3 separate regions of the Mus musculus genome follow, and regions 1 and 3 are each linked to region 2. The links are chromatin loops, found by intact Hi-C in ENCODE. Cell type or tissue: heart. All regions are shown on one strand. Links, peaks and the distances in the headings refer to the core of each region. The heading gives the core; the rest is flanking DNA.

Evidence for each region. Peaks named below come from ENCODE experiments on the same cell type or tissue, not always from the same donor. Only the 100,000 strongest peaks of a DNase experiment are listed, where the experiment ranks them.
Region 1: it touches region 2 in a loop (5-fold over the local background); 9 of 42 quality-filtered maps call a loop at or near these places.
Region 3: a loop joins it to region 2, with 8 times the contacts of the local background. A loop is called at or near these places in 17 of 42 quality-filtered maps.

The regions. Positions count from the first base shown.
Region 1 is chr14:55,601,192-55,611,715 of GRCm38, reverse strand. Rnf31 (ring finger protein 31) reads right to left here. Exons shown (of 21, transcript NM_194346.3): 16 at 10,319-10,437; 17 at 9,961-10,074; 18 at 9,778-9,835; 19 at 9,017-9,113; 20 at 8,292-8,460; 21 at 8,042-8,184. The coding sequence ends at 8,131. It overlaps Irf9 (interferon regulatory factor 9), which reads right to left and starts at 7,731. Exons shown (of 9, transcript NM_008394.3): 1 at 7,473-7,731; 2 at 6,484-6,664; 3 at 5,812-5,995; 4 at 5,550-5,623; 5 at 5,278-5,398; 6 at 5,108-5,179; 7 at 3,861-4,202; 8 at 2,916-3,031; 9 at 1,686-2,795. The coding sequence starts at 6,663. The coding sequence ends at 2,685. In heart, for the core only: no CTCF peak of the experiment used is centred there; a DNase peak (open chromatin) is centred at 7,615; H3K4me3 peaks cover 1,152 bases; H3K27ac peaks cover 1,399 bases.
Region 2 is chr14:55,495,042-55,500,041 of GRCm38, reverse strand. It overlaps Carmil3 (capping protein regulator and myosin 1 linker 3), which reads right to left. Exons shown (of 40, transcript NM_001374104.1): 11 at 4,544-4,638; 12 at 4,232-4,318; 13 at 3,952-4,061; 14 at 3,740-3,817; 15 at 3,179-3,255; 16 at 2,997-3,101; 17 at 2,835-2,904; 18 at 2,297-2,378; 19 at 2,100-2,196; 20 at 1,900-1,954; 21 at 1,651-1,823; 22 at 1,372-1,440; 23 at 1,101-1,194; 24 at 901-999; 2 more. Among named protein-coding and RNA genes, the nearest start is that of Carmil3, 6.5 kb to the right of the region's middle. In heart, for the core only: a CTCF peak has its summit at 2,542 (motif pointing left); a DNase peak (open chromatin) is centred at 2,551; H3K4me3 peaks cover 541 bases; H3K27ac peaks cover 1,671 bases; H3K27me3 peaks cover 659 bases.
Region 3 is chr14:55,553,565-55,564,248 of GRCm38, reverse strand. Dcaf11 (DDB1 and CUL4 associated factor 11) reads right to left here and starts at 4,220. Exons shown (of 15, transcript NM_133734.3): 1 at 4,128-4,220; 2 at 2,807-3,039; 3 at 1,230-1,357; 4 at 750-877; 5 at 465-529; 6 at 96-196. The coding sequence starts at 2,961. In heart, for the core only: CTCF peaks have their summits at 4,207 and 5,509 (motif pointing left); DNase peaks (open chromatin) are centred at 3,478, 4,268, 6,439 and 7,098; H3K4me3 peaks cover 1,815 bases; H3K27ac peaks cover 1,616 bases.

The sequences.
Region 1 (10,524 bases), core at 5,525-10,524, 110 kb before region 2:
GGGCACAAGAGAAAAAAAAAAAAAAAAAACCAAAACGGAAGACTAAGATATACTTTAGAATAGATACAAAGAAGCTTCAAGGGGATTGTAGAAAGCAGAGGGCACAAAAACAGCATCTGCCTTTGCTAATGGAGTCATTTATTTGCTCTCCTTCTCAGAGGGATAAAGAACAGACTGAGGGGCCGGGCATGGTGGCGCACGACTTTAACCCCAGCACTCGGGAGGCAGAGGCAGGTGGATTTCTGAGTTCGAGGCCAGCCTGGTCTACAGAGTGAGTTCCAGGACAGCCAGGGCTACACAGAGAAACCCTGTCTCGAAACAAAACAAAACAAAACAAAACAAAACAAAACAAAACAAAACAAAACAAAACAAAACAAAACAACAGACTGAAGGAAGAAGAGAAGTCCAAGGCAGCAGAAACAAAGTCGCCCTGTAGGGATTTAAGCATCAGACATGATGCCGTGGGTGAGCCTCTGCAGGCTTCTACGCAGCACTGGAGACCCTGAGGGTGGCGGCAGTCAGGTGACCACAGAACTAATCTGGTGGAAATCATGAGAGCAGGTGTTAAAGAGGCTTTGGGAAGGAAACGCTTTCCCATTTGGTGGCAAAGTTAAATGGAATAACAAGAATGCCAGTCAATAAAAGCTACTAGCTGATGGTGGCGAACACCTTTAACCACAGCACTCTGGAGGCAAAGACAAGCAGATCTCAGTTAGTTGGAGACCAGCCTCATCTATAAAAACGTGTTCCTGGATAGGCAAAGCTCCACAGAGAAACCCTGTCAAAAACCCAAAACAAACACCAAGTAGGCACTCAAGTTTCAGTGAACATGACTGAAACATGGTGCCAGAACATGGCTGTCCTTTTTGTTTTTAAGGCAGGGTCAAGTTGGCCTGGTGGCAGAGACAGGCGAATTCTGAGTTCCAGTCAGCTTGGTCTACAGTGAGTTTCAGGACTACCAGGGCTATTCCGTGAGATCCTGTCTCAAACAAACAAACAAACAAACAAACAAACAAACAAAAGCATGTAGCCCAAGCAGGCCTCAAACTCCTGATTCTCATCCTCCTGCCTCCACTTCCCAAGTATTGGGATTATAGGCATGAACCACCATGCCTGGCCTAGGCCAGACTGCCTGTTGTTGGGCTCAGTAGAGAGGAATCCAATCTAGGCGTAGCCTTCACTCGTGTGAGTGGCTACCAAGGGTGAGCTTGTCCTCACCAGCAGCAGACACAGGAAGTACGGCAACTCTTCCCTCAAATTTCCTCCCCTCTTACGTCCTGGAGGAGGTTTGGACTGTAGTTCCAGTGTCTCTTCCAGGTTTAGACTTCTAGTTCAGGGATCATCCCTAGGTAGGCACATTCTTTTTTTTTTTTTTAAATAATTTTTAAAAAAGATTTATTTATTACATGTAAGTACACTGTAGCTGTCTTCAGACACACCAGAAGAGGGCGTCAGATCTCGTTACAGATGGTTGTGAGCCACCATGTGGTTGCTGGGATTTGAACTCTGGACCTTCGGAAGAGCAGTCGGGTGCTCTTACCCACTGAGCCATCTCACCAGCCCCCAAGGTAGGCACATTCTTGAAGCCCCTAGCAAAAAACTGTGGAGCCAAGATTCTCCTGCATGAAGTCGTCAGCTCTCTTTGCTACCTTTTTAATGCTATAGTAGACACCACATGACCAAGGTAACTTAGAAAAGGCAAAATTTAATTTGGAGCTCACATTTCTAAAGGTTTAGGGTCCATGACCATCACAACAGAGAACAAAGCAGGAGGCAGGCAAGCATGGAGCTGAGGTTGAGAGTTTACATCTGACTTATAAGCATGAGACACAGAGAGAGTGTGCTAGCTAGGAATGGCAAGGGTCTTTGGAAACCTTAAAGCCCATGGCCAGTGACACAACTCAACCAACAACCCCACACCTCTAGTCATCCCAAGTGGTTCCACTGAGGACCAAGTAGTCAACATGTGAGCGGATGGAGGCTGATCTCTGGCCCAAAGAGTTATTTATTATTATATGTAAGTATACTGTAGCTGTCTTCAGACACACCAGAAGAGGGTGTCTGAAGACAGGTGTGAGCAACCATGTGGTTGCTGGGATTTGAACTCAGGATCTTCAGAAGGGCAGTCAGTGCTCTTAATCACCGAGCCATCTCTCCAGCCGCTCTTAGGAAGCTTTTTATTTATTTTTTTTGGAGACAGTGTCACCAAGACTGGCCTTGAATTTGAACTCACAGTCTTCTTGCCTCTTGTCTCACATGTGCCAACTATGTAATACCTCACCCAGCTAAATTTTATTTCAGTCTAGTGAGGACTGGGAGATAAAATATATAAAGTGCTTAGATTTAGAGTTTGGGACTGGGAGGAGCATACAATTCCCTCTGAGATCACACCCTTTGGAACTTTCCAGTTCCTTGGAGCTGAGAGAGAATATAGCTTTAAAAAAAAGGAGATAAAAGTCTCTTCCAGGTTGTCTTTGAGCTCATAACCATTTGGTCTGTCTTCCAAGTGCTGAGATTACAAGTATCCTCAACAAGTCTGCCTCGCAAACTCAATTTGTAAGGAGAAACATCACCCTTGCACTTTCTCTTGGCCATGCTGGATAACACACGGTGATAAGAACCATCACAGAAGCAGGCCGACCAAGAGTGTGGAGAACAAGTCTATTTCCATGGAGACGCGACGATCAGTGTCCCAGAGCAGAGGGTGACTGCTCTGTGTGCTGTAACAGGAACAAGGCAGCTTTCTCCTCTTCTGGAATCTTCTCCAGTAAATGTCGGGCAAAGGCCTGCTCCATCTGTACAAGAGGAAGTGAGGCGCAGGCTGCAGTGAGCACTGCGGGGACAGCCACCACCCTGCGGCCCCTTCCCCTCAGGGACAGTTATTTGACACAAATCAGTCCTGAGGCTGAACTAACCTGCACTGTGATGAGATTCTCTTGGCTATGGCTAGAGCCAGGACTCTCCTCCCAGAAATGTAGGGTTGCTTGGAACTTGGGTGGGGGCCCCTGGCCCTGGAAGTACTGGGCCAAATCTGAAAGAAAAAGGGTCAAGGATTGGAAGGAAGAAGGTAAGGTATGGCTGTCAGTGGTGTATGTCCAGGCACGGTGGTGTACGCCCATAACCCTAGCACTCAGGCTGGGGCGGCGGAGTTGCCATGTTTGAAGTAGCCTGATCTACTTAGTGAGGTCCAGGCCAGATGCTGTGAGAGCTGGGATGGGGTACCATGGGCACCCAAGGCCAGAGCAGAAGCTGTGGCTTAGAGCTGCGAAGAGGCACTATATTGCTGTCCCTGCTGCTGTAGGAAAGGCAGTTCACAGCAGCAGGCGCTCCCACCAGGAGGCTCCCAGTCCTCAGAAGCAGCAGCCCTGCCCACCAACCCCTTGGTTGCTTGTGTACTCTCCCAATAGTAGGGCACCATGATTCTAGGGTCACCCGCACTGTCCTCCATGTTCCTCTCTCTACTCCTCTGCTCGAATTTACAAGCTGTAACTGGAATCTCATGAGTGGATAGAGGGAAGGGACAGTCTCAGGGGAAGATGCCTACAGTGTGTGCCAATGGATGAGGAGAAGGTCACAAGGCTCCTCGTGAACTCAACTGTACACAGTCACATAACCAGGCTGCTCCCCCAAAATGCATCACGTATGTGCTGAACTCCAGCTGAGCCTCATCTACCATGGCCTTGGCTGGGCAAAGACTGCCAGACAGGAACACATGGCCACACAGCATGCGCATCACACAATGTAGGGGTCCCATGCAGTGAGGATGTCCTGCTGGGGATAGTAGTGGGGAATCCCCACTTTAGGCCCAGGGGATAACGAGGAAAGGTAGGTGCTACAGTGCCCGGCTGGGACACCCTTACCTCTACAGAAGTAGGTGGTCTTGAAGAGCTCCACACACTTATTGCTGGGCAGCAGATGAGGACCAGGCCCGGGTGGGGCCTCTGGTGCATTCCAGGAGATGGGGATGGGGCAAAGGCGCTGAACAAAGAGGCCTCTGGAATTGCTGGCCACCAGGACGCCTCTGTCAAGCTGATTCAGCAGGTGCTGGGTAGGCTCCAGTGGGTCGGGTTTGGGAAACTCCACCTGCTCCATGCTGCTCTCCGAGTCTGAGCGCTCAGCCACGAGCCGACAGTCTAGGCTGTGCACCTGGGTCTTACCCACCACTCGGCCACCATAGATGAAGGTGAGCAGCAGCGAGTAGTCTAGGGCCAGAAAAGCACAGCTGTACTAGGCGTGGGAGGAACCTGGAGGCTGCTAAGAAGCCCTCTTCCCACGGGAACCTGAGCACCACGAGACTTTAGAAAAGTGAAGTTCCCTGTAGTCCTGCGTCCTCATTTTGTTAATGGGAAAACTGAGGTCCAGAGCAGGAACCCAAGAAAGCTCTGGGAGATAAGGTTGGCTGCAGGGCTGAGGCAGCTCCTTCTTAGTTAGAGAAGGTTCCTTTTGTCTCATAATGTGGCTCAGTTGAAAGAATAGTTGCCTACCATGCTTAAAGCCCAGTACTGCATAAGCCCTTAGACCCAGCAAAGTAGGAATTCAAGGTCATCTTTGGCTACACAGTGAGTCTGAGATCGGTCTGACTTTATTTATTTATTTATTTATTTATTTATTTGAGACAGGGTTTCTCTGTATAGCCCTGGCTGTGTCCTGGAACTCACTTTGTAGACCAGGCTGGCCTTGAACTCAGAAATCTGCCTGCCTCTGCATCCCGAGTGCTGGGATTAAAGGCTGGGATTAAAAACAAAAGAAAAAAGTAAGGTGCCCCCCTTCTCCTCTTTTCTCCCGTCACTCAGGAGTCATGCCCATCAGAGCTTAATGCCCATGGCCGCCCAGTGTACAAGAAGTCCTTACAGACTCAAGTTTTCTGGATGATGATAAAGAAATCAATGTTCCGATGTGGCAGTTCAAGGATCAAAGTACTTAAGGTGTTTCCTGATGGCGAAAAAGCCCTATAAAGTATGATCGGCCACATGGACTGTTCAATTGGTAGAGAGGTTCTTCTAGGATAAGGTAGGTTGTAAGCTTTGCTGGGTAGACAATGCAGGCAAGGTCAGAGGAAGCAGACCCAAGAGGAAGGGAACAAGGAAGGGTCAGAAAGGCCACACACCTGAGTTCAGAGGAAGTTGATGCTCCAGGAACACTGGGTCCTCTCTAATGGTGGCCTCAGTTGTGCCAGCTCCTGGAGGGGAGGCAAAGGCACTGATCACTCAGAGTGGGACTGAAGAGTCCGAGAGAAAATGTGCAATAGATACCGAGGTAGGGGAAACAGTGCCATACCCTCCTCTAGCTCAGAGTTGCAGTTGCTGTTGCTGTCGCTCCTGTTGCTGCCATTGCCACCACCGCCTATGTTGCTGCCACTGTCTGAGTGGTTTACAACGCCATTGGTCCTCCCATTTTCCTACAGACACAACAGCTCTTGCTGGCACACCCCTCCCTTGGATTATATCATCCTCCCTCTTCCGCTTCCTTCCCGAGCAATCACATCATCAAGGGCTCCCGGAAGGCAGGGATTAGGTGAGTGTCAACTTCTGGGTGGTACCTTTCCTTACCATATTTTCTTCCCTCTCAGGTGACACACAACTGATACTTCGCTTGCATGGTGATTTCTGGTTCCGTGGTTGGTCTGTGGAAATGTTGCAGGCAGAAGAAAGTTAGGTCTTCTACAAAGGGGGTGGGGGAGTGAGTATCTGAAACAACAAAAAGCTGGGCAGGACTAGAGAGCCCAAGAAGGCCTGGAAGCCCACAGAGGGAGGGCTCTTATCTCTATCCTTGTCAGTCTGCCCCTTCCAGGAGCGGCAAGAGAGCACTCACTAGGGAGGGTTCCTGCTGGCAGTATTCGATATACTTTGTAGGGTTCAGCAACATCCATACGACCTCTCTCGGGAACCTCCTCAAATTCGGAACTCTTGTTGAGGGCACAGCGTAGGCGAGTCTTCCAGACAGCGGGGTGTCCTATGTCCCCATCTTTGTGCTTTTCCTTAAACAGTGCCCAAGCCTAATAAGAGATGTCATGAAGAAAAGAAAGTATTATATAACCCAGATGTCCCTCCAAACGGCTGCCTTGCACAGGCTTTGGGGCCTGAAATCAGATGAGCCTACACTGGGTTTGTATTCTGTTATTGCGGGTTTGAAATCCTTAGTCAATTTTGACCATGTCTCTCCAAAAGACATGGTTGGTTCTACTTTCTTTCTTTTTCTTTTTTCTTTTCTTTTTTTTTTTTTTTTTTAAGATTTATTTCATTTATATGAGTACACTGTAACTGTCTTCAGACACACCAGAAGAGGGCATCAGATCCCATTACAGATGGTTGTGAGCCACCATGTGGTTGTTGGGAATTGAACTCGGGACCTCTGGAAGAGTAAGCAGCCAGTTGCTTTTAACCGCTGAGCCATCTCACCAGCCCAGGTTCTACTTTCTAGTATTTCCTTTATCCAAACCCCAAACAGACAAAAGTGCTTTGGGGTGCCTTCAGGAACTCTCACCTTGAATATGGCAGCATCCTGGTCCTCTCGGAAGTCTTGCTTGCCTGCATGCTTCCAGGGAATCCGGAACATGGTCTTGGCTGCATCGTCCCAGCACACCCCTGGGAAATGGCCACTCTCCACCTGCTCCACGATCCAGCTCCGCAGCTTTCGGGTGCAGCGTACTTTGCCTGAGGCCATCCTAGGAAGAGGAAGCAAGATATATGAGAACTCTTTTCATTTCGAGACCAGACTTCACTATGTTATCCTGATTGGCCTGGGACTCACTGTATACACCAAACTGGACTTAAACTCAAGAGATCCACCTGCCTCTGAAGTGCTGGGATCAAAGATATGTGCCGCCATCATGCCCAGGGAGAACCAACAACTTGCAAACCCCTGGCCACCGGGGCCAGCTTCACGCAGAAGCCCTTCCCTGAAGACCCTTCCATGTTCTTTTCTCTCTAGAAACATCCCCAGAGGTTAAAAACTATTTCTTAAAACTTCTTTTGAATATTCCTCGTTATTACACCTGAAAGGAAACCTCAGACATTTGGTCTTGATAAGTTGAAGTGTTTCAGACATGTATTATTTAGGAGAATTCCCTTAATGACTTGTTCCTTGTGGCAGAGTTTTAGCTCCCAAGCATCTACAGAGGCAACATTTGCTCCTAAGGCATCTATCTCCCCAGCCTACTGACCTTCTCCTTACCATACCCCTCTTTGCTAGAGGGGTAGGTGGGGCAGCAGCTGGGGGCAAGGGCGGAGCTGAAGAAATGGGCAGGGCCTGAGGCAAGAAAAACAAAGGTCAACTAAGGCCTTTGTAGACCTTCCTCAACAGTTAAGTTGGCAGCCAGTCTGGCCCTGTGATATCAGTCTCTCAGGCCACATCTACTTTCAGATTCACAAGCCACTCTGACTCTCCCTGCAGCTCAGGGCTCTGGAAGCCCTCACCAGCCCCCTCTCATCGCTCCCAGTTGGTCCCCGCCGCAGACGCAGAGTTGCTCTTACCTGAGCCGCTGAAAAGGTCCCAGGCTTAGCAGGTTCTAGGCTTTTTCTGATCTCTCCTCCCCTTTCTACAGTCCCCACCCTAAGTTTCAATTCTCCTCCGGGGAGGTGCATTTCCTAGAAACCACGTGGTCTGAGTTGCAGGGCAAGCGGTTACCACCAGAGGGAAGCAGCCTCAGTCAGCAGTAGCACCTTGGGCCTGTGGCTCTGTGAGACTCCTCCTTCCTCCCAGAACTACGCCCCGTGTCTGGTTCCCAGGAAGGTTATCTCCAGATCAGACCCGGAGGCTGATGTGTGCTCCCCAACCGTGTCTGCTTGGTAAATGTTAGGTTATTCTCACAGAGCAGCCGAAGTCAATGATGGGAAAAGAGGACGCTGAGCCCAAGCCAGGTGGCTAGATGTGGAGGGTCTCTGTTGTTCCTCCGCGGTGTTTCACATCTTCCCAGCCAGGAAGGAGTCCAGGGGTGGTTGGATTACGGTAGGCTGCCCTTCCAACAGGATTCTGTCCCTCTCCCCCCTCCCTTTCCCTAATGCCCCGGGATGCTGAGGCCAGGAAGAAGGACCACCAAGAAGCCTAGGCCATAAGATGCCTCTTTATTGGTGCTGGAACTGCTGCTGAGGCCTGGGTCAGGAAGTCCCATCAGGACCCGGCTCTCTGCTACTACTTTCTTCTGCGGGCAATACTCTGTCCCAAGGGTACCTCTTCTCTCAGCTTCTGCAAAGGACAGAGGATAATGATATTGGAAACCTGCAGTGGAGAAAATAGGCTGTCACAGGTGACTTTTGGAAGGGCAGGGAAAAAGCTGGATGTGACAGCTTTACCTGTAATAGCCGGGCCTGGTAAGCAGGCAGATCCTCTCCATCCGCGGGCTGAGGAGCTAAATGTAGGTAGCGAATAGTGGCTGTCTCCAGCTCCTCCACTTCATACAAGGTAGCTGGGTCCAGTGAATGGGCATTGATGAGGCTCACGAGATACTCTTTGTAGTGTGCCCTGGGGAGATGAGAGAGCAGAGTATTTATTCTTCCGTTTGATATTAACCACATGCGCCCAACACCTTGTTTTTATTGTGTTATGTTGTACGCACTCACTGGCACTCCCTGTCTCGGTGAACATATGCAAGATGGAGGGCAACGTGTGAGTTGGTCTTCTCCTTTCACCGTGTGGATTTGGGGGACAGAACTCTGGTCCCCCTACTCGGCACTAAGTACCTTTTCCAACACACACAGTTGTCTCACTGGACCACACTGGGATTTTGTTGTTGTTTTGAGACAGTGTTGCTCTATGCAAATGGCCCTGGCCGTCCTGGACACATTGGGATTCTTATTGAGCAAAACCATTAGCCCCTCTGCCTGCTAAACTTGCAGGCAGTGTCAGTCAGTCTCTTATGCTGCCTGCCACTACCCATCTGCACACTTGGCCAGGGGGCCCCCTCTCTTGCTCCCTCCTACTGTGTGAAGGACCAAATGGCCCCAGAGACCTCAGCTTACTGCCTGGGCAGCCTAGCCCTGCTCCCAATGCCACGCTCCATGCGCTGGCAGGCACTCACTGACATAGGCCGGCATAGCCAGGTGGAGTTTCCTTGCCGCAAGCTTCATCCCTGAACCCACTATGGACCTCCTTCTGCTCCATCACTCTGCAGCCCCCTAAGAGGAAGGAAGGAATACGTGTTGGAAGGGGGCTCTGAGCCCAGGGCATCCTGCTTGAGCAGGAGCAGCTGGAGATGGTTTCAGAGGCACAATGACTGATGAAGGCACAATGAAGATCTTGCTGCCCTGCTTTTTACAAAAGTGGAATATGGTCCATAATCACATACTGTTTGTGTGTGTGTGTATATTTATGTAGCTATGACTGGCCCGTCACATGCTTTTAAAACTGCACTCCTGGCTGTTATTTAGCTCCTGCATAGCCAACCACCTTTCTACCTAGAAGGCAAGCAGGGTAGGTTAGAGCCGTACTCAACATCTTTTGTGACCGGCACAGAACCTAAAACTGTAGCCTAAAAACCCAAAACAACCGGCAGGTATCATTAACTACTCAGAGTTAATTAACTAATTAATAGTAGCTCACTATTAGAGCCCATGAGCAGACACTTAAGGGTCAGGCGTTTTAATGATACTTTAGGCAACACGGCTTAGTCATTAGGTGGATATCATCCTCACTTCATCGGCAGAAACAAGCATGGAGAGGTTAATGACCATGCAAAAGAGTAGATGAATGACCCCAGCCCCCAGCCCCCCCAGCCGCTTTACCCATCACAATGGGAGCCCAGTCTACCATCCCCACTTTAGAGGCCTGTCTGACACTTACCTCCAGGGACTGCCCGTGTCCCAGCTGGAGGCTCTGTATTAAACATGACATTATTGTCCTAGGGAGAAGTAGAGACAGGGGCGTCGTTTGCCTCCATCCAGCCACTGTCCCATTTCCCGGCATGCAAGTCTTCCCCACCCTCGCCCACCCTGTGCCCACCCAGCCAGGCTGGCCACCTCTGACCTGCAACAGTTTCTGGAGGCGGGCAGCAGTCCAGTCCCGTAGGTAGAAGAGGCAGTCTCGAGGGTGGTGGCCATGCAGGGACTTTTTCACCTTGCAGTTAGGGTCTGGACATTTCTGGTAAAAATCCAGATAGGAGAAAGAAATTGGAAATTGTTGGAGTTCTGGACTCTCAAAACCCCCATGCAAGGGGGCATGGGCGTGAGAGGAGAGCGAGGCAGAACAAGTCTGGAGCAAGCAGAGGGGGGAAGAGGACAGAGAGACGTTCCCCATTCTACTGACCTGTCCCCTCCCTGGCCCCCGCCCCTCAAGCGCCACAGCAGCCTCCCATACCTTCCCTTCCCCCTCTTTCTGCACTCACATTCTTGGCGTAAAAGGCGTTGTAGCAGCCACTGCAGAACTGGTGTCGACACTGCGTGCAGTGGAAGTGCATGCAGCCTCCCCGGGCCAGTGCGTACGAGAACTTGCATTTCGGACAGTCTGTGAAGTGAGGGCAGCAGCTCAGGGTGAGGGCTTTGCCTCAACACCCAGGCCTTCCAGCAGGGAGCTATTGCCCATCAGACCACT
Region 2 (5,000 bases), core at 1-5,000:
CCAAGGCTTCAGCTAGAAGAAAAACTAATTCTAAGGCTCTAGGTGTTGCAGGCACAGAGGAGTATGGGGGCGTCTCCATTCTATTTCCTTTGTGCCCTCTGGTCTCTTTGCTCTGACTTCTGTTTTAGTCAACACTGGGCTCCCACCAATGGCCTCCTTCCCCTCCCAGAACTTGCCTGAAGCTCCTTGTCCACAGCTTTGGATACCTCACTGGCTACCGACTCTAGTCTCTGCCGCACAGGCCCATCGTTGGCCAACACGTGACCCAGCTCATAGAGGCTGGGAAAGAGCTGGGAAGGAAGAGGTTCTCTTCAGAGGTCAGAATCGGGCCCCACTAGGTCCCCAGGCTACGAGGACACATGCACGGAGCAATGCTTAGATGCTCCTGGTGTACAACTGGGTGGCCTTCTTGGCTTTCCAGATTGTAGGGAAGGGTGGGGCTGTGGAGGGCTCACCGCCCGGGAGTTCTTGGCGTCCTTGATGAGGTCCCGGGCATAGAGCAGCTCATCTTGCACTGGCTCCAGGGGACATAGTCTCAGGGCCCGCACCTCCTCCTGCACTCGTCCACACAGCCGCTGCAGCATCTGAAGCACAGTGGCAAGAGGGTCGGGGGTGCCAGGTCAGACCCTTTGGGACTCATAGTAGCTGCACACTCATAGTGGCGGTGGTGATACCTCCGTACGGCCCACTTTCTCTCCTCGGAATGCCCTTCCTGAATACCTAGTTGAGCCCCTGGAATGCTCTGTACCCCCTGGCTGCTATTTGCCTGCGTGTATTTAGGGCCCATCATCAGATTATCTCTTTTCTCAGGTCCAGTCTGGGGCACCATGCGATGCCTATGCATCAGCAAGTCACGTCTGTACCCTGCATGCCCCTTGTTCCTGGGAGGGAGGTGTTTACTTGCTCGGCGCTGCTGGTCACCAGGCCCTGCTGCAGCCTGAAGGCTTGCTCCTGAGGGCATGTCTGGGAGTGGTTGTTCCTCACCAGGCACCACTGGATCTAGAGATGATGGAGTGGGAAGGCTCAGGGTTGGGGATGTGGGCTGCTGCCTCTCCGCCCTCCTGCTCTCTCACCCTGCTTAAAGAAACGTGACCCTTCACCTTCTGCCACACATCCTCGGTGCGCTCAGGGGCACTGCGGTAAGCTTGAGAGATGTCGCTCACAGGGAAGGACATGAAGCGCAGTGTATGGTTGCTATGAAACAGTAGTATATAGTTAGGTGGGAAAAGAGACAGAGGGGAGCCCCGCCCCCAAGCCTCTTCTTGCTATCCTGTAGGTCAGGGAACTGGGATGGACCTAGGGTAGTTTAATCTCAGTCCTAGCACAGGGAGGCTGGGGGCCTATGTCAGGACAGAGCTCTGATCTACTCACCTCTCCAGGGCCCTTGCAATGTCCAGGAAGCCCAGGGCAGACGTATTGTTCCGATCCCATAGTATAGTTCTGAGGGAGGGTGAATACCAGTCGACACCTCTCTCTCTGGGTCCTCAGTAAAGACCAGAGGTGTGACCTTCTTTGAGCAACCCCCCCCCCCATAACGAAGCCGACTCAGACATGGTTCCAGAAACGGAGGGCACAGAGGCCAAAGGGAAAATACTCGTATGTGTCAGCGGGTCAGGGATCTAGGTTGAGGGGTGGAGATGCGCGCCTCACCTGAGGGAAGAATTTATCTGCAGCGCCTTCGACAGCATCTTGGCCCCGATGTCCTCCATGCCGTTGCCACTCAGATCCACCTTGGCCAGGCACGTGTTGCTGCCCAGGGCATTGATAAGGATGCTGGTGCGAAGCTTCAGCCTGGAGTCTGCCACGGACAGCGACTGCAGGGACTGAGTGGGAGAACGGAGGTTAGGGTGGGTCCCCATACCACCCACCCACAGGTCCCTCCTAGGCTAGGTCACTCACACAGTCCTCTTCTTGGATCAACTGCACCAGCTTATGCAGGATCTCTTCCAAAGTCCTGTTGGAAGTCAGGGTCAGAGTAGGAGGGGAGGGGACCAGGGACTTGCTATTAGAGGAGGAGAAGGGTGGCCAGAAGTCATCCAGTAATCCAAGAGGACTGGTGGATGGCAGGAACAGGGGCTGTGGGCATAGGAAGGGCTCACTTGGCCTTGACATTGAAGTTCTTTCCTAGGAATAGGTGCTTGAGGGACTTGTTCTTGCCAAGTGCAGGCACCAGCGTCAGGAGGTCTGAGTCAAACCCTGTTTAGTAGATGGGAGAGTCCCGGCCTTGAGGCCCAAGGTGAAGAGAAGAAGTCTCCTCGGGGCTTCACCCCTATGCTCAAAGAGCGGTCTTACTCACCATTATCAGACAGATCTAGGCTGCCTATACAGGTGACAGCCCCCAGCTGCTCCTGCAAGGCCTGGGCTCCTGCTGAGCGGAGCTGCAGGGACAGGGAGTGGGGGTGAGAGGCCAGAGAGGGAGGATGGACGACCGTGTTTAATCTTTAGGGAACAGTGCTAGTCACTCAAGGCCCTGTCTCTAAACCTTGCTACACTGTAACCACCCCTAGGGGTTTCCTTTCCTCTCCCTCAAAAGCCAGCTGCTCTGCAGACAGCTCGCTCCTGCCCTCTGCTGGGCAAGCCTGGTATCAGCCACCCAAAGCTTTAGGGGCAGAAAGATACCGGAGTCTTGAACTTGGATGGCCAGTTTCAGAGGGAAAGGGGTGTGGTCAGTCTAGAGAGCTATTCCCTGTTTCTGCTCTCCACTCTGTGTGTGTGTGTGTGTGTGTGTGTGTGTGTGTGTGTGTGTGTGTGTGTGGCGGAGTGGCAGCATAGAGCTCCGTCTTGACTGAGGGACACTGGTCTGGTGGCTGGGACAGGGGAGACATGGGGCTCACCTCACAGCTGCTAAGGTCCAGGTGCAGATCACTGAGGTGACTGTTGAGGGAGAGGCCCTGAAGAAGTGCCCTGTAGTGGGAAGGTCAGTAGGCCCACATTTACCCCTCCCCAAACACTTCCACGGCTCCCCTGGGCATCTTCCAACCCTTCACCCACCCAACCTGAGGGCCTCCAGGGGCAGCCTTGTGGCTGACAGGTTGACATGGCTCAGGGTGTAGACGCTGCTGAAGAATTGCTTGAAGGCTGGCGGGGCCTCCCGGCCCTTCCTGTGGAGACCCCGAGAGTCAGTAGGGGAGGGCTACGGGCATGGGTTCCTCATCCCTCCCGGCCCCGTCGCCCCCACCTGTGGGAGCAGCTGTTTCGAGCCAGGTTGAGGTAGGTGAGGTGAGAGCAGCAGCCATGAAGGAGGGCGCCCAGAAGCTGTGGAGAGACGCAGCGGCTCTTAAGATCTTGGACCCCCATTCCTGGCATTCCTTTCTCTGAGGCTCCACTGAGAACACCCATTCAGCCTTTTAAAACCCACCTTGCTCTTCAGATGCGGAGGGTAGGGGTGGAGGGTATGTAGGGACATGGAGAGACTCACAGGCAGTGTTTGTATTTGTAAAACAGGACGCTGCAGGCTCCAAGGAGCACTTTCTTAAGTTAGGGGAAAGAAATGTCCTTTCCTGCTAGTAGACATAGAGCCCTGTGCCAGGAATGGAGTGAGGGTCTATTTTTAGGCAAAGCCAGCATGACCTTGTGATCTGAATGAAGTGCATACGGTCTATACTGTGCATGAACCCGAAGTCACCCTTGTATCACCGTCCATGTCTGTGCTCAGGGAAGGAGGGTGAGATGGGAGGCCCCCTCCTGACTTTTCTCAACCCTTTCTGTCTGGCTCCCTCCACCACCAACCCCTCCTCACCATGTCAACGGCACAGTCAGTCCCTGAAAGGTCCAGGTGTACCAAGGCGTTGGGTTGGGCCAGGAAACTATAGAGGGCCTGAGAAAGAAGCAATAGAGGAAGAGAAAAGCGTGGATGCATCTCCCTGCCCCCAGGGGCCATGGGGGGAGTGGCTCCCCTCGAATCCCAAGCATGCTTTTGTAGGTGCTTGAGGCTACCTTCCATGGACTCACATTGGCCTCGTCTGTGGCAAGCAGCCCTGGGTTCTTGCTCAGGTCCAGGTATCGGAGGGAGCTGGCAAAGGCTGGGTTGGCCCCGAAGGTCTGGCCCAGTGCCTGGAGCCCTGAGCACAGCAGGCACTGGGCTGGGTTAGTCCCCATCCTCTTCACCCACGACGATCGCCCCCTCCCCCTCCCCCCCAGCCCCGCGTGATTCCTTTCCCTCGGTGTGCAAGTGTGTGGGCACACCTCTAGGGCTCAACATCTCAGAGGCCGGGGGTCCTGGTGTGAGTACCTCGAGGAGAGATGGCAGTCTTGGCCAGGCACAGTTTGGTGAGGCCCGTAGGGAAGCAGAGGAGCTGCTGGCTCAGGCTGAGGAAACCTGAAGAGTGGAGGAAGCAGGTTGGCGAATGGCCGCCAGCGGAGGGCGAGGTGGAGTGGTCAGACAGGGGCTGGAGTTGGGTGTAGGCCTGGGGTCAAGGATGGAGGTGCTTGGGCTTGGGGCGATCTTCAGGCTGCCAAGGCTCTATTTAGACCTAGGTTTGGGCTCTGGGCTGGGGTAAGGGTCCGCAGTGCAGTGGGGATAGGATTCAGGGCTGGGGCTCACCCTTGTCCTCGATGGGGTTGTGGGACAGAATGAGCGCATGCAGCACACAGCTCCCGTTCTCCCCAAACACCCCGGCCAGCTTCTGGACAAAGTCCCTTCAGGGAAGGGGAGGAAGGATTTGTCCTGAGCTGAGCCCCAAGTCTCCAGACCCTGGCTGGCCCCCCTCCCCAAATCCTATCTGCTCGTCGGGCTGGGTCTATAATGTTAGAGGGCCCCATGGTGGAGGAACAACTTGGGGCTGAGCAGGGTGGTTTTTCCACTCAGGAGTCTGTGGGAGCTGGAAGGTGGGCCTGCCTCCTGCATTCCATACCCGTGGGCATTCTGTACTTCAGCAGGATGTGCTGAGGTAAAGCCCCACTTTGGATTCTTAAGATGGGGGCAGCCCACCCTGCTTGGACGTTGGTGGGACATGAAGTGCATTGTGGGGGAGAGTAAGTTGTGGTGACATCGGGGGCTG
Region 3 (10,684 bases), core at 3,429-8,428, 61 kb before region 2:
AAGTCAGGTTTTGAGATTCCTGGGTCTGAGGCTTTCCAGTCTAGTTGGAAGTATATTTTTAGGTTAAGGAAGCTAGTAAGTCTGGGGTCTAGTACCTTGGCAAGCAGACATGAAGATTTGACCATCTTTGCTGTAGATGCCGCAGAAAGCCTTCTGAGAGTAGGTATCAGTGAAGCTTAGATCATTGGGCAAGAAGCTAGAGAAGGGGAGAGAGAGGGAGGCCAGGGAGTGCTGAGTGAGAGGAACTCAGCACAATAGAATGCAGCCATATCCTTTGGCCTTGTATATAATTCCCGTGTCTGTTCTGTCATCCTTTATACTTCCCTAGTTTGATTACTCTCGCAGCTCCAGCCCCCTTCAAACTAGCCTTGGTATTCTGAGAAACCTTTTAACTTGCACCCTTCCAAGTATAGGACACAGGTCTAGCTGGCCCCTAGAGTCTCTCCACCAAACCCCGTACTCACTGAGACATCACTCGAGACTGTTCTCCAAGGGAGAAGCTTCCCCGGTGGCAGAGGCCCCGTTCTCTCTAAATGGAAGGGATTGGGGAATATTGCTAGCACAATTGGAGAGCCACTGTAACCACACCCAGCCCCCTCCTCCGAGGGCAGACAGCCCACAGCACTGGGATGCAGGCTGCTAACACACTCAAGGTTTCCTTGGAAGCTTACTTCCTTTTTCCAGGGGCTGGCAGAACTACTGGCCTCAATAGGTCTGCTGCCAGGCTGAGTGGAGGCAGAAGAGCCTACCTGGTGTAACATCTGCGGAAAACTCTGCTGCAGCGCAGTCCTCCGAAGTCCCAGCCGCCCCGTGGCCAATCCCACCTGTGTCTTGATCTCATTGTATTCCAGCTCCCGGGTGTCGGGGGTCGCATCCACTGGGAGTACCAAAAAAAGTTTTGTTCTAGGGCTTCCAGCCCAGACACGAGATAGTAAAACTGAGCCCACTCGATGTGGTTGGCTCCAAGGATTTCCTCATCTCCTGAATTCTCTCCTTTCCATTTAACCTCCTAAGTTTCAGAAGACTGACTCATTCAATGGTAGAAAGGGCTAGTGAACATCTTCCAACATTAAGATTAGATTGTCAGTTATGCATAGCTTTCATCCTAGCACCCGGGAGGCAGAAGGCAGATCTGGTTTACATTGAGATTTCTAGAACTGCCAGATAGAGAGACCCTGTCTTAGAAACAAAACATAAAGCCAAAAACCTTAGATGGCCTCTCCTCTTACCGGGTGGGTTATATCGATCTCCAAGGCGACCATCCCAGGCACTGTCATGCTCTTCCTCTGAGTCCGAGAGGGCCTGGATGAGCTGTAAATTTGCTGCACCTCTTCCTTGCACCAGTCTCACTTGGCCTCTGCGGAGAGATCCCCATTATAAAGGAGGGATTCCTTCTCCCATCTAACCAATGGCTATCTGGCTCTTAGTCAGTTGGTTCTCCTTTTGAAATTGGATTTTAAGTCTCCTACAAGTCATAGTAGGGCCAGGCAGTGGTGGCGCATGCCTTTAATCCCAGCGCTTGGGAGGCAGGGGCAGGTGGATCTCTGTGAGTTCAAGGCCAGCCAGGTCTACAGAGTGAGTTCCAGAGCAGCCAGGGCTACACAGAGAAACTCTGACTCAAAAATAAAATAAACAAACCAACCAACCCCAAACACACAAAAAAGACACAGCAGGAAACCAGCTTTAACTCTTAAGAGTAAGAACACAGAGTTCTAACAGGTTATGAAGACTGACCTACTAAATTGATTTCTCTCAGGGCTAAATATAATTTTCCCCCAGGGCTAAGGACTGAACCCAGGGGCTCAGTGCATGCTGGGTAAGCTTCTACCACAAAGCTATATCCTGAATTCAAGAGCTAAGAATTAGGAGAGCACTTCCACTTTTCCTTCTATACCCCAACAAAGGCACCTTAAGTGAGAGAAGGTATATTCTGGTTCATGGCTCAAGGGCAGAGTCTGTCATAGCGGGGCCATCAAAGTAGCAGGGCCAGGAACAGCTGGTAACACAGCACTCATAGTCAGGAAGAAGGCGGGATGAATGGTTGGGTTTAGCTAGCTTTCTCCTTTTTATACAGTCTAGGACCCACATGGGAATGGCACCACCCACGCTCAGAGTGGGTCTTCCTGCTCCAATGAACCCAATCGCCATAATCCCTTCCAGGCCTGCCCAGAGAGGCTAAATAATCCATCCCGCCCAGGTGTGCCGTGTCCCCCAGGTGATTTCAGACTCTGTCCAGCTGACAACAACAACAACCCTCACAGCCGTCGGTGTAGGAACGCAACACAGAACACAGGGTCTGCAGGGATACTAGGTTCATCTTTTCCCAAGGAACCGTAGGCAAGCAAACAAAACGTTCTTAGTTCCTGGTGGTCACCCCCTTGAGGGCATTCTTTTCTTAAGAGCAGGGCTAGTAAGGCCGATGTAAACTTGTTTTTCAAGTAAATCCACATGGCTTCATCTCACATGGCAAGTGACTTAGCACCCCCTTCCCAACTCTTTTCACATCTCTCCTTTCCTCCATAATCCCTCTCCCTTCTCTCGTTTTATTTTCTTGGAAAACTGATGACATTTGTGTTGTCACAGCTGAAAAGGCTTCCCTTAGGAGCTCCTCAACTATGAGAGTTGTAAGAACCATTTTGGGTAGGGAGCCACGCAGAGTGTATGGACATCCAGCAGGGAAAGGTCGTTCTGTTCAAACACAACCATTGTCCTGGGACAATGCCATTCCCTATCCTCTGCACTTTTCCTGCCTGAAGTTGAGGTCAAGACATTGTGACACTTAGTGTCACAGCAGAGGGTAAGTTACCTGCGGAGGAGATAGGCCAGTACCTGGGCCAGATCCACATCTTCATCCTCTTCTTCCTCTTCCTCACTACGACGCAGGCCAGTCCCTCTTCGGGACAAGCCCTCAGAGGGTTCTAAGGACCCGGATCCGGCGCTGCTGCTGTTCCGTGATCCCATCTTCTGGTTACAGCATCCTTATGTCTTGCGCAGGGGCTGCTCCTGTCTCCAACTTGGGTTTGGTGAAAGCAAAGCCTGCTGTAGAAATACCAGGGTTTCCAGAAACGGGGCAGAAGCTATCTTTAGAGGGGTGACCCCTCCAGGAGACTGAGATTTCCTTCTCTTTAGCTATGACAGCTCCCAGGGTATCGGGAACATAAACCTTTCTCAATCCTGTGAAGCAAAGAAAGCCATATGAAACCTAGGGTGCAACCCTACCGTACTAATCAGAGTCCACGAAGAGGAATTTCCCATTTTCCTAACCAAACTCACCTATCAAAGTCCCCGGCCCGGGATGGCTGAATCCCAGATAACCTCTCCGACTGACCAATCAAAACCCCTTGCGGAAGAACGCATTTCACTAGCTTATCTCACACAACCAACCAGAGGCGTTAGAACTCAGACCCCCCCCACGCCTCCCTCTACTGACCAATCAGAGCAATTTCTTGCACGGGCCGGCAGCATCAACAGCCAATGAGGTTAGAAGTCAGCCTAACACCCCCTCCAGTTTAGCTTCACGCCCACGTGGTGCGCCGGGGGTGTGTACAACAGGGGGAGGGAAAATGGAGAAGCACCTCCCCCCGGCGTCTGGCGGTTACCGCCCCACGCGAGACCACCCACCAGCCAGGAGCTGTCGCAGGACCCGCAGGGGCGAGGCCCTGTTTACAGCGACTATCGCTGCGGCGCCGGCTAACAGCTCCTCAGTCGCGAGCCTCGTCCGTCACGCTTCTGGCGGCCAGGCCTGCTGACGTCACTCGACGCTCCAAGCAGTCCCTCCCCCTCGGCCCTCTGATTGGATAGCTGAGACCTGTGATTGATAGGTGGGCTGGGGAACTTGCTCAACCCAAGAGGGGCGTTTAGTCGTAGCGGACTGGAATTGGCTGCGACCTGCATTAGACGTAGCGGAACTAGACATCAAGTCTGCGAGGTGGTCCCTTAAGGTCGCTTGGCCTCGAGTGGTTTGTTTGTTTGTTTGTTTTTTACTGCGTGCCCAATCGCTCCTATTCCCTCAGCTCCCAGCAACCCCAGTTCAACCGTTTTCCCCTGGCTGTAGCGCTAGCGGCCTGTCGAAAGCAGTCCTCACTGGTGGGACCTGGGCCTCTCCACCCTGCTGTGTACACGCTTACCAGCGGGGGTCTTGTCTGACGACCCCTGGCTTCCTTTCTTGGTCTTTGCATACGCTCCCTAAGTGCCGCGGCCGTCCCCGGAGCCTTTCCGGTTGCCTTAGTGCGCACGCGCCCCTTGGGTCTGGGCTTTGCCGACCGTCCCTAGGCTTCTGTCGCTCGCCACCTCCCGTTGGTTTATGAGTAACTAGGGTGAGTCCAAGGCCAACCCTACCTTGTCTGGGATGGTTTCCTAGGCCAGAGAGGCGGGCGATGTCGGCCTTGGCCCAGAGGTGGGCCATCGCGAGGACACCTCAGCTCCCGGGGCGAGCATGTGACAGGTTCTGTGTCAGGTTTCCTGGTCTCTAGGCCGGAGACCCCAACATTTTCTCCCGATCCACGCAGGTTGTCACTGCCTTAAAATTCTTAACTGTAAACAAGCGCCCAGCATTTTGTTCTTTGGCTGGTCTCCATTAATTATGTGGACAGGTATTTCAAACATACACGGAACTTTCAGGATTCCTAGGTATTTGGGTTATTTGGCCTGGAAAGTCTGTAATAATTTTAGTATTTTTCCTTCCTTATTACTCTTCTAGTTCTTACAAGTTCTGTAGATATTTTTTAACTGATTACTTGAGGTTATTTTCACAGTGGCTGTTTTTCCACATTTCAGACTTCTTCCACTCCTTGATCTGCTCAAGTCTACTCTTAAAAGTATTTCGTTCTTAAGAGCTGACTGTTTTTTCGTTTTTTTATTACTTCAAATACAGACTTCCCAACCTGATTGTCTTTTTACTTCATTCGAAAATTTTGTCTGCCAATCAAATGTGCCTAGAAGTGCCTTATTTCTACTGGTACACCCTTTCAGAATGTCTAATCTGAGAGATGCTTTATCTTTTTAACCAGTCCTAGCCAGCCCTCATAGCCCTAAACTGTGACCTAGTGATACTGCTATCTGTAATCAAACTTGGACCTACATAAAAATGTATGTTCTGCTTAACAATCACTGATAATAGTGGGATACTGGAAATAAAAGAAATCCAAATATACAATAAGAGGTTGGTTAAATAAATTATGGTCAGTTTTGTACAGTTATAAAAATACCTGGTAGCCACTGAAATGAATTTTTTAGTGGGTTAGGAATATGTCTCTATGGGAGAGTGCTTGCTTGGCATTCTGTATATACTGGGTTCAGTGTATACATTGAACACACACACACACACACACATACACACCAAACAACAACAAAAACCCAATGTTGCTGCAGTTCTTCATAAAATAAAAATAACCGAGGGCTGGAGAGATGGCTCAGTGGTTAAGAGCACCGACTGCTCTGCTGAAGGTCCTGAGTTCAAATCCCAGCAACCACATGGAGGCTCACAACCATCTGTAATGAGATCTGACGCCCTCTTCTGGTGCATCTGAAGACAGCTACAGTGTACTTAGATATAATAATAAATAAATCTTTTAAAAAAAATAACCAAGTTTGGGCCAGTGAGATAGTGAGATGCTTCAGCAGGTAAGGGTGTTTGCTAGGTAATGGTGCTTACTAGGAAGTCTGGGGTTTTTGTTTTTGTTTGTTTGTTTGTTTTTCGAGACTGGGTTTCTCTGTAAATCCCTGGCTGTCCTGGAACTCACTCTGTAGTCCAGGCTGGCCTCGACCTCAGAAATCCACCTGCCTCTGCCTCCCAAGTGCCGGCATTAAAGGCGTGTGCCACCATGCCCAGCTACTACTAAGTCTTATGACTTGAGAGAGAATGGACTCCTACAAATTGTTCTCAGAACTCCTCATGCATACCTCCCTACTCACCCACACCCACCCAAAGAAGTAAATACAAATTTGAAAAATCCAAGCTCATTATGTGATTAAATAACAAAATGGATGATAGCTAAGGTGGAACATGAACAAAACATTATGATTAGGTCCAGAAAAGAGGCCTGTAAAATTTTTTCCTTATTATCGTTATATATGTGTGGATGCATGTGTGTGTAGTGTGTTTGTGTGTTCAGGTGTGTTCTGGTGCATGTGAACATGTGTATCAGTTGATGTAGAGGCTTGAAATGGATGTCTGGTGTCTTCCTCAAAAATTTCCAAGTTATTTATTTGAGAATTCCATACATATATACAGTGCCTCTTGACCACAGCCACTCCAGCTGCCCCCCCATCCCCCCCTCCAAGCCTCCTCCTACTTTCATGTCTTTAAAAAACTTTTACCAACTTATTTTTTGAGACAGGGCTTCTCACTTAGTTTGGAGCTAGCTGATTGGCCCTACTGGCTAGCCAGCAAGGAATTCTTCGGCCTGCTTCTTAGCCCTGGCATTTCAGACATGTGACAAGGGCAGTGCTGGACTTTCCAGGCTGGTACTGGGGATGAGAATGCAGGTGCCCCTGCTTGTATTGACTGAGCCACCTTCCCAGCCTCTTTCACCTGTTTTGATGGCAGAGTTGCACTATGAGTAGGTTTCAGTAAGATCTGTAAGTGCTAAGAAGAGGAGAAGTATCAATAAATTAATAATATGTAGTTGGGCAGTGGTGGCGCACGCCTTTAGTCCCAGCACTTCGGAGGCAGAAGCAGGCAGATTTCTGAGTTTGAGGCCAGCCTGGTCTACAGAGTGAGTTCCAGGACAGCCAGAGCTACACAGAGAAACCCTATCTCGGAAAAAAAAAAACAAAAAATAAAAAAATAAAAAATAATATGTATATAAGAGTCAGGAGGGAGGTGGTAGCACCCCCGTGCCTAAAGGTCACTCCGACATGTGTTGTTGGCCTTTCAATGCTTGCTAAGTTTGTAAAGTGCTTTGAATTTGAGCAGCTTCTGCTGTCCCGAGTTACACTAAGTCACTAACCACAGAGAGGTTTCTCTTCTGTCAGCACCCATTTTTAGACCAAGTTGGCTAATGATTAAGTAAATATCAGTTGGTTGACTTCCTGTTCCACCAGGTTTGGCCTGTTTTGTTTGTGTCCTCGAGCAGCTCCACTAGAGGGCGACCTGGTCTTTGGGGGAAAGGCTGGCCAGTTTTCACATGGGGGGATGGTCCTTCTCAGCCTCTCTGGTTGCAAACAGGAGCCTGGTGATTGTAGGAACTCAGTCTTCTGAAGGGACTGATGCCCCACAAGTGCACACTAAACGAAAGAAGCATTTCCTGTGTAAGATGGAAGGGGAGTAATGTGCTAATTTATCTTGGGACTTTAAAATGTGTTTATTAGAAAACAGTTGGATAGTGATGAAATAGTCTAACACTCTCATGTCGTGGGTCTTTTTTGGGGGAGGGAGCAGCATTTCATGTAGCCTAGGCGGATCTGGAATTCACTATATAGCTGAGGCTAACTCTGACCTCGATGCCTCTCAAGTTTGAATGCTGGGAACTACACCATACCCAGCTTTATATAGAACTTAGATTGACTAGGGCTTCATGCATGCTAGGGAAGAGTTCTACCAACTGAGTTACGTCCCAAGAATTTCTACATCCTTAAGGATTAGATCTGGGGACATTGGGCAGGACAGGATAGATGGTTAAGTGGTTAAGAGCTCTGGCTGTCCTGGAACTCACTCTGTAGACCAGGCTGGCCTCGACCTCAGAAATCTGCTTGCTTCTGCCTCCCGAGTGCTGGGATTAAAGGCCTGTGCCACCATGCCCGGCTGGCTGTTCTTTTCGAGGACAAGTATCCACATGGAAGCTCCCAACCATCTGCCACTCCATTCCTGATACATATGTATACAGATACATGTGCAGGCTGAGCAGCCATACACATATAAAAGGATTTGTGTCCGTGTGTGTGTGTGTGTGTGTGTGTGTGTGTGTGTGTGTGCATGAGTGTGTGTTTTGTTTTATAGAAGAGTATGGTTCTGGGGTTTGAACCCAGGACTTTGCACGTGCTAGGCAAGAATTCTACAACCGAGCTCCATGTCTAGTTCTCTTTTTTTCACTTTTGAATTTGAGACAAGGTCTCCTTGAGTTGTCCAGGATGCCCTGCACTTGCATCCTTACCCCTGGTCCCTCCAGTGGCTGCTCCTGCAGGCATGCCCCACCTCATCCATCTACTAATCCTAATTTTGGACAGTAAGTGCCATAAGATTATCAAGTGTTGTAGTAGTTGAATGAAAGATGTCTCTCATTATCTCTGGTATCTGAATGCTTGGTGCCCTGGCAGTGAAACTCTTTGGGGAGGTCCAGAGGTGTGGCCTCGTTGGAGGAGATAAGCCCATGCTGGTCCCACTTCCCAGTCTCTGCCTCCTTTCTGTTCAAGATGTGAGCTTTCAGCTCCTACTGCCACGCTTCTTTCCGTCATGGACTGACTTCTCTCTCTTCTCTTCTCTTCTCTTCTCTTCTCTTCTCTTCTCTTCTCTTCTCTTCTCTTCTCTCTGTCTCTCTCTCTCTGTCTCTCTGTCTCTTTCTTTCTTATTGTTTCCTCCCCCCCCCCCCAAGACAGGGTTTCTCTTTATAGCCCTGGCTGTCCTGGAACTCACTTTGTAGACCAGGCTGGCCTGGAACTCAGAAATCCACCTGTCTCTGCCTCCCAAGTGCTGGGATTAAAGGTGTGTGCCACCACTGCCCAGCTTAATTTTTTTCAAGACACGGTTTCTCTATGTAGCCCTGGCTGTCCTGGAACTTGCTCTATAGACCAGGCTGACACTGGGCTTTTGAGATCCTCCTGCCTTTGCCTCCTGAATGCTGCGATTACTACCACCAGTTATTTATACATTTGATTTTATGTGTGAATGTTTTGCCTGCATATGCATGAACACACTAGATACATGCTTTACATACACTGAGATCAGATGAAAGATGGAATTAGGGATTATTATGAACCACCATTGGGGTGCTGGGAATTGAACCTGGCTCCTCTGCAGGAGCTTCAAGTACACTTACACCCTGAGCCGTCCCTTAAGCCCCCATCATGAACTCTTCTCCTTCTGGAACTGGAAGCCCAAATAAAGTCTTCTGTATGGTGTTTATCACAGCAATAGGAAAGTAATCAATACAGGAGATTCCTCTTTCTTTAGTACTGGGAAGGTCTGGAAAGAGTGACAGCTCTATGGACATAGTGCACAGATCATGTTTTATTTGCTATTTTTTTTTACAAGTTTTACTATTTATGTGCATGTGCCTGTGTGAATGTGTGTGCATATGTGTGTGTGATGTGTGTATGTACATGTGAATGTGGAGAGCTGCTTCACCTACTATGTGAGTCTCAAGGATTGAACTCAGGTGGTCAGGCTTGGCAGTAGGCATCTCCACCCACTGAGCCATCTTGCCAGCCCTTTGGTCTTTTTTTTTTTTTTTGAGACAAATCAAAGCTGGGTGTGGTTTCTGGTGCCTGTGATCCCAGCACCCAGGAAGCTGAGCCCAGCCTGGGCCCCATATCAGGGCTATACTGTTAGGCTAGTCTCAGACTCTCCACAGTGTGTGTCTGTGGTCAGAGGCATGTGCTGTGTGCCACCATGCTGTTTCCTACTGAAAGATTCCAGTTCCTTAGAGGCTGGTTGATCCCAGGCCTGGGCCAGAAAATATACAAGATGTTTGTACAACAATGCATGTCAGCAGGGAAACAGGCAGGACTGTTAGGATCTCATTAACATGACTCATTCAAGGTTCTGTCAGCAAAGGTAGGAGGACCTGAACTTCAGTACATATAATTAAGTGCAAAGTGTTTAAATCTAGAAGTTCAGTGTGTGTGTGTGTGTATTGTTGTTGTTGTTGTTATTATTATAACTAACTGGCTATCCTTTTGAAAGGCTGGTGAAAGGAGTTTAGTTGGTATAGCATTTGCCTGGAACATACAAGGCTGTGGGCACTGTTGCCAACATTGCATCAACTTGCTTTGGTGATTTTGGCTTGTCTCTGGAGATAGGAGGCAGGAGGACCAGCAATCCTCAAGGCCAGCTTGGGATATATCACACCCTGTTTCAGAAAACAAAAACTAAAGATAATAGGAGACTGAGTCATTTTAAAGATGCTGGATAAAGGAAAGCTAGCAACAGTTGTGCTGTTCATGTAGAAAGTAGGCCACAAGGCAGTGAAATAGAATTAATCTTCCCTTATTTGGGAAGTGTGCCTGTATAAAACGTATCCCAGCTCTTACAACAGGGCCTGAGGGTGTCTGCTTTGCAGATACTTGTGTATTAATTAATCCAGGTATTCATTGAATATCCATGTCTAGATCTTCCCAAATGGATAACTTGAAAAAGATGGAATAGAGGAGACCTCTGTGAACTGATAGATTTTAAAATAAATGTGAAATATATATAAAGTTGGGCAAGCTGGAACATGGCCATAGTTCCATCGCCTGGAAGTGAGGGCAGGAAGATAGCTTGAGATCAGCCACATAGCAAAACTAAGGCCAGCCAAAGCTATGTAGGGTGACCTTGTCTTCAGAAAGAAAGCAAAGCAATGATTGAAGATGATGGTATGTACAGACCACTTCCTAGCACTCACACAAGTCACTGGTTCAACCCCAAACATTTAATCATTTATAAACAGGCCAGGGAAGGCTAAGTGACAGTGTGTAAGTGTCCACATTTTTCTCTGGGTAATGTTTTCTTCCTTCCTTCCCTTCCTTCCTTCCTTCCTTCCTTCCT